Regions from separate parts of the Homo sapiens genome. Here region 2 is linked to region 1. A link is an interaction called in ENCODE POLR2A ChIA-PET data of the cell type or tissue named here. Cell type or tissue: PC-3. All regions are shown on one strand. Links, peaks and the distances in the headings refer to the core of each region. The heading gives the core; the rest is flanking DNA. Region 1 has its middle 36 kb from the start of LINC-ROR. Region 2 overlaps LOC105372130 (a long non-coding RNA gene).

The links. ChIA-PET counts read pairs that join two places held together with the same protein. Peaks named below come from ENCODE experiments on the same cell type or tissue, not always from the same donor. Only the 100,000 strongest peaks of a DNase experiment are listed, where the experiment ranks them.
Region 2: POLR2A ChIA-PET joins it to region 1 with 18 read pairs; 1 of 35 experiments calls an interaction of 5 or more read pairs at or near these places.

The regions. Positions count from the first base shown.
Region 1 is chr18:57,104,459-57,112,615 of GRCh38, reverse strand. No RefSeq gene overlaps it. Among named protein-coding and RNA genes, the nearest start is that of LINC-ROR, 36 kb to the right of the region's middle. In PC-3, for the core only: no CTCF peak of the experiment used is centred there; a DNase peak (open chromatin) is centred at 4,975.
Region 2 is chr18:55,829,899-55,838,055 of GRCh38, reverse strand. LOC105372130 (a long non-coding RNA gene) reads right to left here. Exons shown (of 9, transcript XR_007066382.1): 7 at 7,584-7,672; 8 at 179-225. Among named protein-coding and RNA genes, the nearest start is that of LINC01415, 52 kb to the right of the region's middle. RefSeq lists an enhancer at 3,888-5,087. In PC-3, for the core only: no CTCF peak of the experiment used is centred there; a DNase peak (open chromatin) is centred at 4,295; H3K27ac peaks cover 861 bases.

The sequences.
Region 1 (8,157 bases), core at 2,562-6,561:
GACTGGTGAGTGTTAACATTGAATTTGACCACACACACACAAAAAAAATATAATTATCTCAGTGCCCCCATCTGCACATGTCACAGTGAACATCTGCACATGTCACAGTGATTCTGTTCCAAAAGAAAGCACTAGTTACAGATAGACCTTGATTCCCTACCCACCATTGCTCCTTCTACACTGCCAGCCAGCCAGAGCTTTCCCTGCTGGCCTGCATTCATGAATACCAGTTTTCATGAAGCCATGGCATTTTGTCTTTGGAGAGCAGGATGTAAAACTAGAGTGTGTCAACATGATGGAGAACTATGCTGCCATAAAAAATGATAAGCATGTGGATTGTGTCAATATATGGAAATAAGTATGTGAAATAGTGCTAAATGGAAACAAGTACAACACCCAATAGTTTGCACACATGGATTACAACTCCATCAATAATTATGTCTGCACACTCATCAGCAAGGGCTGGAAGCAAATTTAGAGTGGTGTACGTAGAGGATTATTTACTGGATTCTTTTTTTCTCCCATAGAATCTTATATATTTCTTATTTTTTATGAGAAGAATGGAAGTTTGGACTGAGACCAACAAGAAAAGCATTTAGCTGCTGACACAATTGCTTAGACAGGAAGGGACACTTGCAGTGGTTGGAAATATGCATCAAGGGAAGCTGCAAGCCTAAAAACTCATACAGTTTTATGAGCTCTGCAGACCCTCCCACTCCCAGACTGGCGGCAGCCACAGGCTGAGTGGAGACTCTAGCACCATTCTCCCAGACGGGCAGAGCACCAACTTCAGGGATGCAGAATACAGAGGAGGCTTCAATGGATATATGGCTTGTTTGCTACTATGTTCACATTTTGCTTTAGAAGGGGGTAACCACATTGTCCTGGCTTGTCCAGGCACAGCCCTAGTTGTCCTAGTATAATTATTAATATCATCCCCTTTTAGTTCAAAAGTGTTCCTGTTAGGATAATAAAATATATGGTCACCCTAATTAAAGGGGCCATTCAGGCCCCAGCTTGGTGCCTAGGAAGGTAAGTGTATTAGCCTGTTCTCCCTGCTGCTAATAAGGACATACCTGAGACTGGGTACTTTATAAAGGAAAGAGGTTTAATTGACTCACAGTTCTGCAGAGCTGGGGAGGCCTCAGGAAACTTACAATCATGGCAGAAGGGGAAGCAAACACATCCTTCTTCACATGGTGGCAGGAAGGAGAAGTGCTGATCAAAAGGGGGGAAAGCCTCTTAACCACCAGATCTCGTGAGAACTTACTCACCATCATGAGAGCAGTAGCATGGGGATAACTGCCCTCATGATTCAATTATGTCCCACCCCACTGGGTCCTTCCCACAGCACATGAAAATTATGGGAACTACAACTCAAGATAAGATTTGAGTGGGGACACAGCCAAACTATATTAGTAAGTGATACCTGTCCCTAAAGGCACCAAAAGACAGGCACATAGATACTCTCACTCTGATCTTACAACAGCCAGGGGATCAGGATGGCATTTCTGTCCCCAATTCACAAAAACATTTAGCTGTGGGCATGTATTGGGATTGCTGCCAGCGCTGTGTTGGAACCAGCTACTACCAGCCCATGGCAGCCGACTGGCACATACCTTCCCAGCTTTACATTCAGTGATATCATCTTGGTAGCTTGAAACTGAAATTGATGGGAGTATCTACACCATGGAAATCAGGAAGTTCTACAAGTTTGGGCTTTTATTTTTTCCAAGGGGGGGTAGGAGTTTGTTGTAAGATATTGGGCAGCACATCACAGATTGCTGGAGTCACTGAAGCTAGAATGTACCTTCTTATAGGACTAGATGATCAGACAGGTTTATACTGAGCTCCCAGTCAAAGCCCCAAAGGGTAACCCAAAAACTATGGAATGTGGTAATCCCTTGCAGACAGGAGAAATGGACAAGCATCTGTGGTTATTTTCCTCACCCATTGGAAATAAAATGAGAACCCAAACACCAATCAATTCAGTTGTCTTACGATATGACAGCTTGACTCACAGCCCAGCTTATCTGATACCTGACAATGTTGTTTGCATCCTATTAAAGCAGATAACCAGTGTGCTGTTGATGCAGCACTGAGTCTTCCTACAATGACAGCTTTTGAATCATGGCTCTTTCTTCATCATATGAGTCATCAAAAAACTCCATACCAATTGACACCGTAACATGTGTGTCACTACAAAGTGGCTTATTCTTTGGCACCAACGACATTTTGTTAATTTGTCCCTCCCCCACCCACACCTCATCCTGCAGCTCCTAAGTAGAGACCTTGGTGAAAGCTACATTTCATGGTCACGGACAATTCATTACTTCCTGTCACTTGCTATTTATTATTGGCTCTCTTTTGTAAACGTGGCAAGCAAAGGATGAACTTCTACAAAGTTGTAACAAGTACTTTAAGTGACTTTCTGGCACCTGCACTTCCATACTTGGTGAGTGTATTTGCTAAATCTAAAAGGTTTAATGAGAGAATCGAAGGTGAAGGAAATTTGGGTCTGGTCAGGAAACGTAAGGTACCAAAGAAAAAAGAGTGAAAGGGACCATCCCCAGAAGAGATTCTTCTCTAACTGGGCATGCTCAGCTGTGCAGGCTTTGAGGATGAAAGGAGCACTGTGTCTGCATTGATGAAGCATCTCCTGTTTGTAAAGTACTCTCCTACATGGCACAGGATAATAGATTAAAAACAGGGCATGTGCTTGCTGCCTTTATAAGCTAGTTGGAAGAGATGGGATGGAGGCAGAGGAAATAATGGGGTGCTGGTGAATGGGAGAGACAAGACAAACCAAAATGGCAATCCTTGACTTATATGTGATAGAGAAAGTCTAAATTAATGTAGTGCTTGTGGCTGAATTGAAAATTTTCTGGAAGGGGGCTTTTGAATGGGTTCCAGTAGCAGCTATAAAGTTTACATCTTCGTGAACTGAAAGCGAACCAAGAATTTTGAAACTCTAGAAATGAGAAACGACCTCAGCAAATTTTCATAGAATTTAACTCTGATTATTCTAGCATATTCTCTTTAGAGAGTACAACCTTTACATTTTTTTGATGACAATTCTACAATCCCCAAAGTGTCCTCAGAGTTTAAGTGTGTCTAGGACTAATGTGGAATAATTAGAAAAGGTGACAGTGTAGCCTCCAAAGTGGCAGCTGGGCGCCCAGTGTGTTTTAGTTAGTGGTTGACTTGCCATCCTTCCCATTAGCCTGTGTTCTCCAGGAGGAGGCAGCATGCCAGGCTCTGTGACCACTCCCCACAAAGAGCTGAGTTGTGTGAGTGCCAAGAGCAAGGCTCGGGCTTTGTGGAAGGCTTGGTGAGTGGTCATATGTGACACCACGACCCCTGGCATCTGCAATTTCCTAATTAATTTTACCACATGCAAGTCCTTGTACCTACCTCAGGTAAACTCAGCTATCTCATCAGTTGCAGCAGATGCTCCTTCTAGATTTCTCCAAGCTCTAAAATTTTAAAGTTTTATGATGATTTAAAAATCAGATTATGTAAGGCAAAAAAAATGTTTAAACCAGAAACACTTCTATTGATAATTTTGTAACAAAAGTTACACCGAACACAATCCCATGATGGTGAGGTGATACAGCCTTCAAAAGACAGAAGGGAGAGTAGTGGCTCAAGTCATGGACAATGACATTGATTTCCATGCTGCACTCTGAATTTCTGCATGCCCAAGGCAGCCAAATTTAAATTATGCAAACATTTGAGGAAGAACCTGTATATTTTGTATTAGATTGATTTATATAAGCCAGCCAACAAGGAATCTGAGATTATATTCTCCAGGCATATGTTCTTCTCCTTTGGCACAGTTGGCCTCTCATTTATCGGGTTCTGGGATAATCCTTTCTGCATATCTCTGTGCTGTAAATGGTGTCCTCAGAGCCTTCACAGAAGCTCCTTAAATGTCTGCTCATGTTTCAGACAAGTGGTTAGATCATACATCAATGCATGATCTTCTCATAACAGATTACCTGCCTCTGAACTCCAACCTTCACAAAATGCGGTATTTGATTCTAACCTATCACTCATAGGCAGCGTGACAACTCTTAAAAGAAGGAGACGAACTCTATATAGTTCATTCCTTACTGACATTTTTAAATGAACATCTGTTATGTAAACTCAGGTGAAGTTTTCAAAAATTCAGCTTTACTTTTTCATTAATTCTGATAACTGATTGACTGGTTTCCTTGACTCCTGGTTCATTAATCTTCAGCTATGATGATATTTCTCTTTAGACATATTTTCTGAATAGGTTGTGCATGGGGGGATTAGTTAAGAATGTCCTTTCTTCCTCTGTAACTGGATAAGCCCTAGATTTTTTAAATTGGCAGTTAAGTGATGTTCAATCCCAAAATAACCACAAAGGTTGAGCTGATTTCTGCATTATGACAAGGCAGTAAGGAGTAGACATTAAAATCGCAACGTGTCTTAGCTTTAATTCATTTGATGAACAGTCAGTCAGGTATAGCCATGGGTTAGGAGTCTGAGTCTCTTTGGGATGCTGGTGATTTGTTTTTTTTTTTCTTTCTGAACACCCATCTCAATTAATTGTCTCAGCAAAATGAGAAAGTCAAATTTCGATGGGCCTCATTTTAATTTCTACCCTAGTCAAAACATTCTACTTATTGATTTCTGCTCTAATTCCCCTAAGGGGTTATAAGAAATTTTCTGTCTTGGAAAAAATGCTCCACAGTGTCACAGAGCTAGTGGGAACTTCAGAGATCATATAGTTCAATGTCCTCATTTCACAGATGAGAAGACTAGGGCCTAGAACGATCGAGTGATCTGACCAAGGTGACTCAGAAAGTTAGCAGCAAAGCCAGGCCAAGGCCCTTCCAGTGCTCTGTTTATCATACCATGTTCTCTGCCCCGGTATAGACTGCCTTGCTGCTACTATCTCCTATTTATTCTAGTCTCTTGTACTCATCCTCCCATTTCCTGTGATTCAGCTATTTCCTGACCACCTATTTTATATTCTGGCCACCCATTTTACCATGAAACATTTCACCTGATGTCTTACTCATTGCCTTCCTGAATTGTGGTATAAATTTAGTGCTCTCATTTTGGCTTACATCCATGGTGTCTGCTTTACCCTGACAGTTAAATCCTGGATGCATCACCTAACAAAGACTCCAGATATTAGCAGATACTACATTTACTTCTTCCCTCATTTGAGATTCCTCATTGTCCTCTAATTTTCAGCCACTGCCAAGTCCAGACCCTTCACTTTGTGCTATTTTTGGCTCTCGTTTCAGCCACTTTGCAGAATTGCTGTCCATGGTACTGATATTAGCAAAAGCAGTGACTGTCCAGCCTGAGTGGGAAAAGCAGAAGTCTATAATGATTATAAATTATAAATCTTATAAATCTTATAAATTATATATACTTAACCAGACATTTCAAAGCCAGTTCTCTTTTTTAATGTCTCACCAGGAAAGGGACTGTCAAGTGGGTGATAGCTTGTGATGTGCTGATATATGTTTAACCAATAGCTCTCCAAGAAAAAAAAAACACATAATTTGTAGTGTTTTCCAATTTCCATGATATAAGCAGCACTCCTACAATGGCTGACTTCAAGCCACTCACGAGACGTCACTAAACACAAAGCTGAGAGAAGATATGTGCAATCAGCTCTCATGGGCTAGTGCAAGCTGGCTCCACCATGCCATTAGCCATAGCCCAACATTGCAGCTCAAGTTTCTTAAACTAGGATTTTCCCAAGGCGTGACATCCCCAAGGTGGCTGAGAGTAAAAAATGGCTAAAAGTGTTTCTGAAGTAAAGCCCTTTAGTGAGATCTCAATGTGAAGCCAAGAGAACAATACATGTCTTAAGCCCAACAAGACAGACACGGGGCCCTGAAATGGAAATAGGATACATGTTATGGGCCATATACTTTTTTAAGAGCGAGAGCAAATTAGGATAAACATGATCTTGGTACTATAAAAAGCATTGGAGTTGTCTGTAGATGGGTAGCCTGTGGACACATCACTTTGATTTGCAGGCACATGGCCAAGGGAAACACCCCTAGTGTGTCCTGTGATCATGATTTTCTCAGCTCCAAATCTGAAGTGGGATATCAAAGTTCCAGGATGTCTTTTGAGGTTAATTTTGCAATCACAGATAAAATTCTATATTTTTGAATACTATTTTTATTTCTACTTACTTTTTATTAAAAATCTATTTTGATATTGTGGAAATGATAATAGCCAAGACTGCCTTTTGATTATAAATAGGAGAGACCAACTGAATCTAGACAAATGAACAATTTATTGGGAGGAAACTGGGGCACCTCACAGAAAAACCAAGACCCTAAAAGGGAAAGGATTCATCTGAGATTCAGAAACAGCTGGTACCAGGAATATGACAATATCAAGACTACTCTCTGTTTCTTGTGTCTGCTTTACTTGGATGTCAACTGTGTTATTCCTTCTCTCTACACACCCTCTTTCTCCACATAGCAGAGAACAATGGTGTTTTTCAAGCTCTGAGCCTCACAGATCCATAGTGAAATAACTGAACGCTTTTAGTCCCTGATATGTACTGAATTGTGTTCCCCCAAAATTCATACGTTAAAACCCTAACTCCCAGTGTGACTGTATTTGGAGCTAGAGCTTTTAGGAGGTAATTAAGGTTGAATGAGGTCTTAAGAGTAGACTCCTAATCCAGTAAGAATATGGCCTCCTAAAGAAAGGAAGAGAGAGAAAGAGATCTTTCTCTGTATTTCCATAAGCACTCACCAAGGAAAGGCCATGTGAGGACATACTGAGAAGGCTGCCATCTGCAAGCCAGGAAGAGAGCCCTCAGCAGAAATTGAATCAGCTCACACAGCTTCTAAAACTGTGAGATAGAAATCTCTGGTATTTAAGCCACCCAATTTATGATATTTTGTTATGGCAGTCCAAGCAGACTAACAGTCTCAAATCCAAAATTATCAAAGAAAAGATCGTTGTTCCAGGTGAAGTAACATCCTTCTTCTTGGATCAATTAACTGTGTTTCAGGGTGGTAGAATCACATGTGAACCATGTGTGTAGTGGGGAGTTCCTACACAAGGGGTATTGTTAGGCAGGAAACCCAATAGATGCCTATCTCACTATCTATTTCTACATGTCATAGGATTGGTTTAGAGAACTATGACACTCCTAATATGATTTTTAACAAATTATACTAAATAAAGAATAGAGTCTTTCATAATACCAAATACTTTAGAAAGTCACTGACTTTTTAAAAAGTATTGCTACTGGGTACTGGATGAGTTATTTCTTTCTTTTTTTTTTTTTTTTTGGACAGAGTCTCACTCTGTCATCCAGGCTGGAGTGCAGTGGTGCGATCTCACCTCACTGCAACCTCTGCCTCCCAGGTTCAAGAGATTCTCCTGCCTCAGCCTCCTGAGTAGCTAGGATTACAGGCCCAGCTAATTTTTTGTATTTTTAGTAGAGATGGGGTTTCAACATGTTAGCCAGGATGGTCTCGTTCTCCTGACCTCGTGATCTGCCCACCTTGGCCTCCCAAAGTGCTGGGATTACAGGCGTGAGCCACTGCACCCAGCTGATCAGTCATTTCTTAATCTGTTTTTATATCAAAGTCATGTGAAGGGCTTTAAAAATATGTGAACTCGATTCCCAGGCAAGATGGCCCAATAGGAACAGCTCCAGTCTGCAGCTCCCAGTGAGACCAACGCAGAAGATGGATGATTTCCACATTTCCAACTGAGGTACCCAGTTCATCTCACTGGGACTGGTTAGACAGTGGGTGCAGCCCACAGAGGGCAAGCAAAAGCAGGGTGGGGAGTTGCCTCACCAGGAAGCACAAAGGGTCGGGGAACTCCCTCCCCTAGACAAGGGAAGCCGTGAGGGACTTGCCATGAAGGATGGTGCTATCTAGTCCAGATAGTCCAGATACTATGGTTTTCCCTCAGTCTTCACAACCCACAGACCAGGAGATTCCCTCAGGTGCCTACACCACAAGGGCCCTGGGTTTCAAGCACAAAACTGGATAGCTGTTTGGGTAGACTGAGCTAGCTGCAGAAGTTTTTTTGTTGTTGTTTTTGTGTTTTTTTTTTCCCCCTGGTGGCACCTGGAACACCAGTGAGACAGAACTGTTCACTCCTCTGGAAAGGGGGCTGAAG
Region 2 (8,157 bases), core at 2,573-6,572, 1.3 Mb after region 1:
TCAACCAAGTCGCAACGACTGCATGAGTTCTCACTCTTCTTCATCCACCTTTCCACTCCATTTCCTCCTAACCTTTCCATCTGGACTCAATTTTCATGATTTAAAGCATATATTCTATTTTACTCATTCATGTCACTTTCTTCCCCATAGACACATCATAGATGGATGGCTCACTTACTGGCATCAGTAGGAATTTTTCCATTCAGAACACAGATCTCTGTTTTTCTGGGAAGAGAAAGTCAAAAATTTAGCAGCTAAATAACATGGATGCTGTGGTTGCATCATGTTCAGCAATTATGGCACCACAGCCCTGCTCCCTAATTAAGCCAACAACTAGTACTCTATTTGGGGCCCTAATTTCTTTCCTTTCTCACGGTGTCAAAAAAAATGTCCTCCAACAGCTCCTTTTGAACCGAAAATTATTATGCTTTCGTCTCAAAGCCAAAGACAAATTTATTTTGGAAAGTTTGAATCAAATTTTCTGAGTTACTCATGAAGAGAAAGGTCATGAAAATGCAATATTTTTAAATTTGGTTTTTTAAAAAAGTTTCTCAGCTTTTGGAATTCACTCCATTCAAAAATCACTTCTTTAAAAAAATAAACTTGAATTTTTTATGCCCTAGGATTCCCATAACAAAATAGTTGGAAGCTGTTCTTGAAAGAATACTTAAAATGCTAAAGTGCATGAGCAGCCTCTCTGGTTATGTATCAGTTAATTCACTAATTCATAATACTAATTGGTCATGTGTTATTAATAGTTATGCATATTCTTGGCTAGCAATACAGATAATACAAATGGGGGCAATTCCACAGTAATGCATATCTATTATTGGATTATTACATTCTAGAATCATATAATTCTTCAAATGAATATGGAGCCACATTGTAAAATTAAACTCCAGGATGCATTTTATCATTTCCCCAATTTTTAATGTTAAGAATAAATTAATAAATCTTATTTAAATGTCGACTCATGCCATGTCATTAAAGTGTCCCTTTGCACTCCTCCAGCTTCCCTACTCTAAACTATTCCAATGCATGATAAAAATGAACAGAAGATACAAATTATGAACCACACATGTGCTTTAGTAATCTACTTGTATTTGTAGTTTTGCATTCCCTTAGGTTGTAGGAAGTACTTAAGTGATTTCACTTAAAGGCCACCTGGGAGTTGCATAGGTCCAGAAGTAAATTGTGAATAGAGCCATCAAATGATAATCTCAGATTGTTTAATTCTATCAAAAAAAAATCAAATATGAATAGCTGAAGGTAACTCACACTCAGACTGAGAAAAATCTAGTTATAGCAAATCAAGACTAGGTTTGCATAGCTCTGTATCTCTAAAAATCTTAATGTCTTAGTAGCTTGAGCTTGACCTTAAGAGCTGTCTCAGACACCCAAGGGGAGCATAGCACCGGTAAAAGCCTCAGAACCAGGAATCCTCCCTCCAAGCTCTGAAGTCACATGAGTGCATCTCAGAGGCCGTAGAGGAAGCATCTGGTAGCTGACACCTTGCAGAAATACAAGCCCAGTACTGCCAGATCCTTTTTTCCAAGAGAACTAAAAATCTGGATTTTTATGTGAATGCTCCCAATTTTTAAATGATGGTAGCCAATAAGAATTTTTTGGAAAAGTGGGTAGACCAAACAACACACAACTGGGTACCAGATGTGGCTCAAAGGCCAACAGTTTGCACTGTCCAATTTATATAATTCATCGTAACTAAATATAGCCAGTGCTCCTAAATACATTAAACGTGTTTTTGTAAGAGAGCTTGTTTTCCTCCTCAGCTAAAAATTGTTTGTGTTTTTCTTCTTGTTGCACTCTCAAGTATAATTCAAAGTGTGTAATTTGTGGATTTTAATCCTCCACTCCTGGTTACATTTTCTTAGCAGTTTCGAAGAGTGCTTCTTACTGTTTTACAACATAGGCTTCCACTTCTAATAACAAAAATTATATATTTTTCCACTGCTTGTTTTTCCTGGCTTTAAGAGAGGAAAAAAAGCCATCCTCATTTACTTTTCTAATGATGGCTAGCATCATCATTGATGTCAATAGATCCATGAAGGGAAAAGGAGGGTTAAATTAAATTTCTTTTGATGTTTAGTTTTTCCATCAAACGAGAAGTGAATATTCTGAAAAGTGGTTAAACTCGTTTAAACAATACAAAAAGAACGCTGTTGTTGGTTCAACACCAGGCATTTTGGTGAAGCGATAAGATTTTTAAAAAGCAGAGCTTTTCACCAGGTGTATGACACCATTTCACATAGCCATTTGGGTTTAAATGGAACGAAACTGGAAAAAGAATGCATTTTGCATTTGTAATTCAGTTAAATAGCTGCAACACATGAATTGGTCTGCTGGTAGTTCCCCATATGTTCCTTTAGTCATTTGAACATTTTTTCCACGACCACTAAAAATGATCACTTTTCTATGAGGAGTAACCTCTTATTCTTAAATCTGATAATTAAGCTTTTTTTTTCTGCTTCTGGGATCTATAATTACTACTATCCTTGTAATTTTAAACAATACTCCAAAAATTATTCATCAAGTGCTTGTCATCATCAAGTAATATTCATGGCGCATCTAGGGACATATCCTCTTCCAAAATCTTAAATACCATGCAAATCTTCATTTAAGACACGGAAAGGCAACTTCCCCTTTCTTGGGTACATACTGGACTCTTAACTGATGATGATATAACAACTTATTTCATGCAGCCACGAAGGAAAAATTAGTATATATTATTCCTAAAGGGAATAACTTCCTTTTTGTTGTTGTTGTTTGTTTTTTTGAGACGGGGTCTCCCTCTGTCACCTAGGCTGGAGTGCAGTGGTGTGATCAGGGCTCATTGCAGTTCAAAGGATCCTCCCCCCACAGCCTCCTGAGTAGCTAGGACTACAGGCGCACACCACCATGCCTGACTTAGTTCTTAAAATTTTTTGCAGAAACAGGGTCTCGCTATGTTCCCAGGTTGGTCTCAGACTCCTGGCCTCAAGCAATTCTCCCGCCTTGGCTTCCTAAAGTGCTGGGATTACAAGCATGAGCCACAGCTTCTGGCCAGAGGACCCACTTTGATTTTTTTTTTTTTTCATCATGTCCAGTTTTGTCTTATTTTACTTTTATTTTAGGGTCGGGGTATATGTGCAGGTTTTTTATATAGGTAAACTGTGTGTTATGGGGTTTGGTGTACAGATTATTTCATCACCCAGGTACTAAGCATAGTACTCAATAGGTAGCTTTTTTACTTTTTCCCTCCTCCCATTCTCCACCCTCAAGTCCTTGTGTCTACTGTTTCCCTCTTTGTGCCCATGTCTTCTCATTGTTTAGCTCCCACTTATAAGTGATAACATGCAGTGTTTGGTTTTCTGTACTCTGTTCGTCTGCTTAGGATAATGGCCTCCAGTTCCATCCATGTTGCTACAAAGGACATGATCTCACTCTTTTTTATGGCTACATAGTATTCCATGGTGTATATGTACGACACTTTTTTATCCAATGGCCAATGTGCATTTCAGCTGATTCCATGTCTTTGCTATTGTGTATAGTGCTGCAATAAACATACACATGTATGCGTCTTTGTGGTAGAATAATTTATATCCCTTCGGTATATATATCCCTTTGGGTATATACCCAATAATGGGATGGCTGGGTTAAATGAAAACTCTACTGTAAGTTCTTTGAGGAATTGCCACACTGCTTTCCACAATGGCCTTATTTCAATTACTTGTAGTTTTATTTGAAAAACTCAATTATTGATGTCATAGAAAAGATGTCCAAATTATTACCTGAATATTATAATTTTAATCATTATATAATTACCATTTTATTTACATATTACATACAGTCTCCTAAACATCAACATCCATTTCTTGGTCCTGCCTCCTCAGAACCTAGAAAAACAAATAACTCCATCAGTTCATCATCAGCAAGGGTGTAGTAAGCAGCTACTATTTGGGCTCTGTGCTTCAAGAATGGATTCAGTTGGGAAGACAGCATATAAACTTCTGGTTTTCCCAATCACCAGGTTCAACACCATGGAGTCAGATTTGAATCTTCTCTTCCTTGCCTACTGCATTCAAGCAGTGGCTAAACGTACTAACTCTACTTTCATGGTATTTGATGCCTTTATCTCTCACCCTTCTTCACTGGTATGTCTACTGCACGGGTTCAGAATCCCAGTAAACAGTTGAGAATGGAACTCATGGGCATAAGGTCATTTGATATGTCTGGATACACAGGCCTGAAGCCTGATTCCAACCTGAAGTCATGACTAAGCGATGGGTGGTGGAGTCACTATCAAAGAATCTCCACAGTGGCAATGATGAGCCAGAGGATCCTAAGAACCTCTGAAATGAGTCAGTTTTAAGGAATGTCTGGTTGAGAAATCTCATTTTTCCTGGGAGCTGTCTTACATGGCCTCGTCGTCTAAGAGGATCCACATGGTCTGAGACCCTTTGCCAGGGTAGAATGGGGTAATTTCTGAAATCACTGGGGAATAGGAATGATATGTTAGATAAACTGAAGGGAACACTGAGGACAAGGAGCTTTTGTTCTACCTTCTGTTTCAGATCTAGCACGGATGGAGCCCTGAAGTTTCTGAGGCTCCCCAAAGGAATTAAAAGCTTGGTAGAAAAGGGTGGAATGCCCAGGGGCCAGCAATGATGAGATGGAGAGAGACTTGCTGGGATGGATGCTGGGGGTGACTGCCCAACCAGAGACCAAAGGAAGGTAAGGCAGGGATACGATGGGTCTGTAGCACCAGCGAGAGCCATGAAAAGACCATGTAGCCAGAAAGGGTTGTAGCTCCCTAGCCATGCTGAGACTTACTAAACCACAAGACAAATCAACTACCAATCCCATCCACTGCAGAAGACAAGAGAGAGAGACAAAGGATATCACCCCGAAGACCAGATGAATGGGAGTACTCCGACAACTCTCCCCACCAAGAAGCCAAGTCATACATTTCCCCCAGGAGTCTCCATTGCCATTTTGAGGATGAGCTGAGGACAGGAAAAAAATACTAATATTTAATATTAATGAGAGATAATACTTTTTGAGAACTTTGGTGCCAGGTCCGATTCAAGGTATTTTACTTCCATAAGTTCATCTCCCAACAACCTTTGAGGAATTTTATTCAATTGTATATGTTATTACTCTCATTTCATATATATAGAAACTGAGACACGGAATAAATCATTTGCTTAAGATCACACAGCTACTCAAGTGACAGAACTGGGATTCAAAACAGGCAGTCTGGCTTTAAAACACTCATTCATAGCCATTCTGCTGTGGTGTCTTTCTTTACAAAATAAGAAATCCTTGAGACATCGAAACTTACAAAGTGGCACAGGAAATAAAGCATTAGTAAAAATATAGGAACCAGAAAGTGGAGTACCTCTAACCTTTCTCCAGTACACCTGGGCACCATTTTGAAGGGGAGTGGGAAAGAGTAGGATCGTGATAAACGTATTGAATCTTTCCCACTTGCCAGGCATTGTTCTAAGCACTTTAGCTGCATAATTCACTTACTCCACATTATAACCCTGTGATGTAGACCAGTGCAATCCAGCAGAACTTTATGATGGACAGCAGTGGTCTACTGTTCTAATCTCTTAGCTCTCCAGTACAGTAGCTGCTAGCCACTTGTGGCTACTGAGTACTTGAAATGTGGCTAGTGTGACTGAGAAACTGAATTATTAACAGTGTTTAATTTTATTAAGAACTACTTTAAATTTAAGTTTAAGTAGCCATATGTGGCTAGTGGCTACCAAACTGGGTGGTGCAGAGGTAGATTTTTTTCTGGTTTACACACAGAGAAACTGAAGTGCTGAGTGTCCCTGTCCCTTGTGCAAGGCCACAGATTGACTCAAAGGCAACCCCATGGTTTAAACCCAGTCAATCTGTCTCTGGAGCACACATTTTTAGCCCTAACATTTCCATGAGACATTCTAAGCAATCACCCCAAAACACTGAGCATAACCTATGGCACTATTAAAATTATGGAATCGAACACTTAGTTTCTTTTTCTCTCTGACAGTTGGAGACTTAGGAGAAAAGCCAGATCTGTAACTGACAAAATAAAGGCACTACATTTTCTCTTTAGAGTTTCTGAATGGCACTGTCTGCTCTCCAGGCAATATGATGTGTTTCAACAGTATGGCTGAAGCAGTCCCGTTCGGCCTGATTGCTCTTGCAACCCTGGATCTAGAGAAGGCTGCCAAATTGCTGTTGCCCTAAAAGGTCTGAACCAGGAAGGGCTCTGCTCAATGCATAGGGCAGCCGAGCCCGTCTACTCGAGGCTGCCAGGGACGGTAGCTCACAGGTGCGAGGACCCTGGAGTCAAGCTGAAGGGATGAGAGTTGGGGGTCATTGTCAGAAGTAACGCCTGAGTAATTAGAGTGCCAGGAAACTAGAAAGTAGAGCTGGAAATCCAGAGAGGGATGCAAATTAGGGTAGTCAAATTGGAAGAGTTTTCTTAAGCCAGAGGCATGTCTTAAAATTGGCAGAAGACTTGAAACAGATACCCCAACCATAAAATTAAAGCCCGCCTCACCCCTGCTGACACCCTGAATGACCTTAAGCAAAAGCTTACCTCCCCAGGATTTAATGTCATCTGTGACCTAGGGACAATCATATTTGTCCCCTCATTCTAAAGTCAATGATTTGTTTGTGAAGTGCTTTTAGCTACCCATGAAGGAAAATGTACTAAAATATACCAAGATTTTTCTTGAGATTAAGCACTCATATTATAGTTTCTTAGATGCTTTAACTCATGCACGAAAAGAATTTAATTCACCCAGTTTTTCTCTGAATTCCACTCCCCTGTGTCTCACTCTGAGTTCAGAAGAGAGAAGCCAAGAGGTCAGTTTCTAGGGGTCCCATGTTGGAGAATGGCTTTCGGTGGGAATCTTTGTCTGAGAAAGCAGTTGGAAATGAAATAAGACTGCTTTCTCATTGGAATAAAATATCACATTAATTTTTTGAGAAAAGAAAAACAATAAGGATATCCTGGAAACCAAGGGCTTTTTAACTGCAAGTCTCATCAAAGCAAAAGCACGTCCATCCACTAAAGAGCTCATATAGACACGAAGATGGTTAAAGATTTATTATGAAGAATAAAAACCCGGGGAAAACTGTGTGCCAAGGGGAGAATTTTGCAATTTAAAATGTGTGTGTGTGCGGGTGTGTGTGACATTTGTCAAATTTCACAAAATGTTTCCGTTTTGCCAGGCAGCGTTTACAAAGCCAAACCTTGGAGCTCTGCACAGCACCTAGGCCAAAAGCAATCAACAGCCCAAGCCCACACAACAGCACATTAGAAAACATGCCAGCTTCCCTCACATCACGAAGTCAAAGAAACGAAAACCGCAAGGCTGAATTGCGCAATGCCTAGAACACGAGAAAGAAACAAAATGGAAAGAAGAAACTCATTTAAAGGGCAAGTAATTATTGACAATTATACACGATTGAGAGATAAGCTTCAATTTTAATACAAAATATAGCCAAACTTGTTTCTTGAACTTGCATAAACGCACTCATCAGACACCTTAAGGAAGTCAAGACTTACTGTTGAATCCTACCTTCATTGGCTTGTAGGAACACTGACATGAACTCTGATCATCTACACACTGATGATATCCTAGATAGAACAGCAGTCAGCAAATGTTTTCTGTAAAAAGCCAAATAGAAAATATTTTAGACTTTGTGAGCCATGCAGCCTCTGTCACAACTACTCAATTCTCTGTTGTACAATAAATATGTGAATGAGAATAGTTGTTCCAATAAAACTTTATTTATAAAAATAAGTGGTGGGCCTTAGTTTGCCAACCTCTGCCCTAGAAAATTTAATAAAGGGAAAAGTATATACTTAGATACTAGATCAGGAATAAGATTTATTTATATTTGGGGAAAACATAATTATTTCAAATTCTATGTAACTCTAATATAGTCTAAACTTATTTAATCTATAATAATTCTATTATTTTAATATAAGAACCAGAATATGAAAAAGATGAGATTATAAATTATCTTGTAAGTTTCTGCTTTTGCTTCACTACCCGTCTTAAATGTTTCCTTTGCAAAAAGACTACTCCAAGCAAATGTAGTCACCCCGTTCTCCTTTCTCCCACAGACATTCATTTATAGATCAGTGTT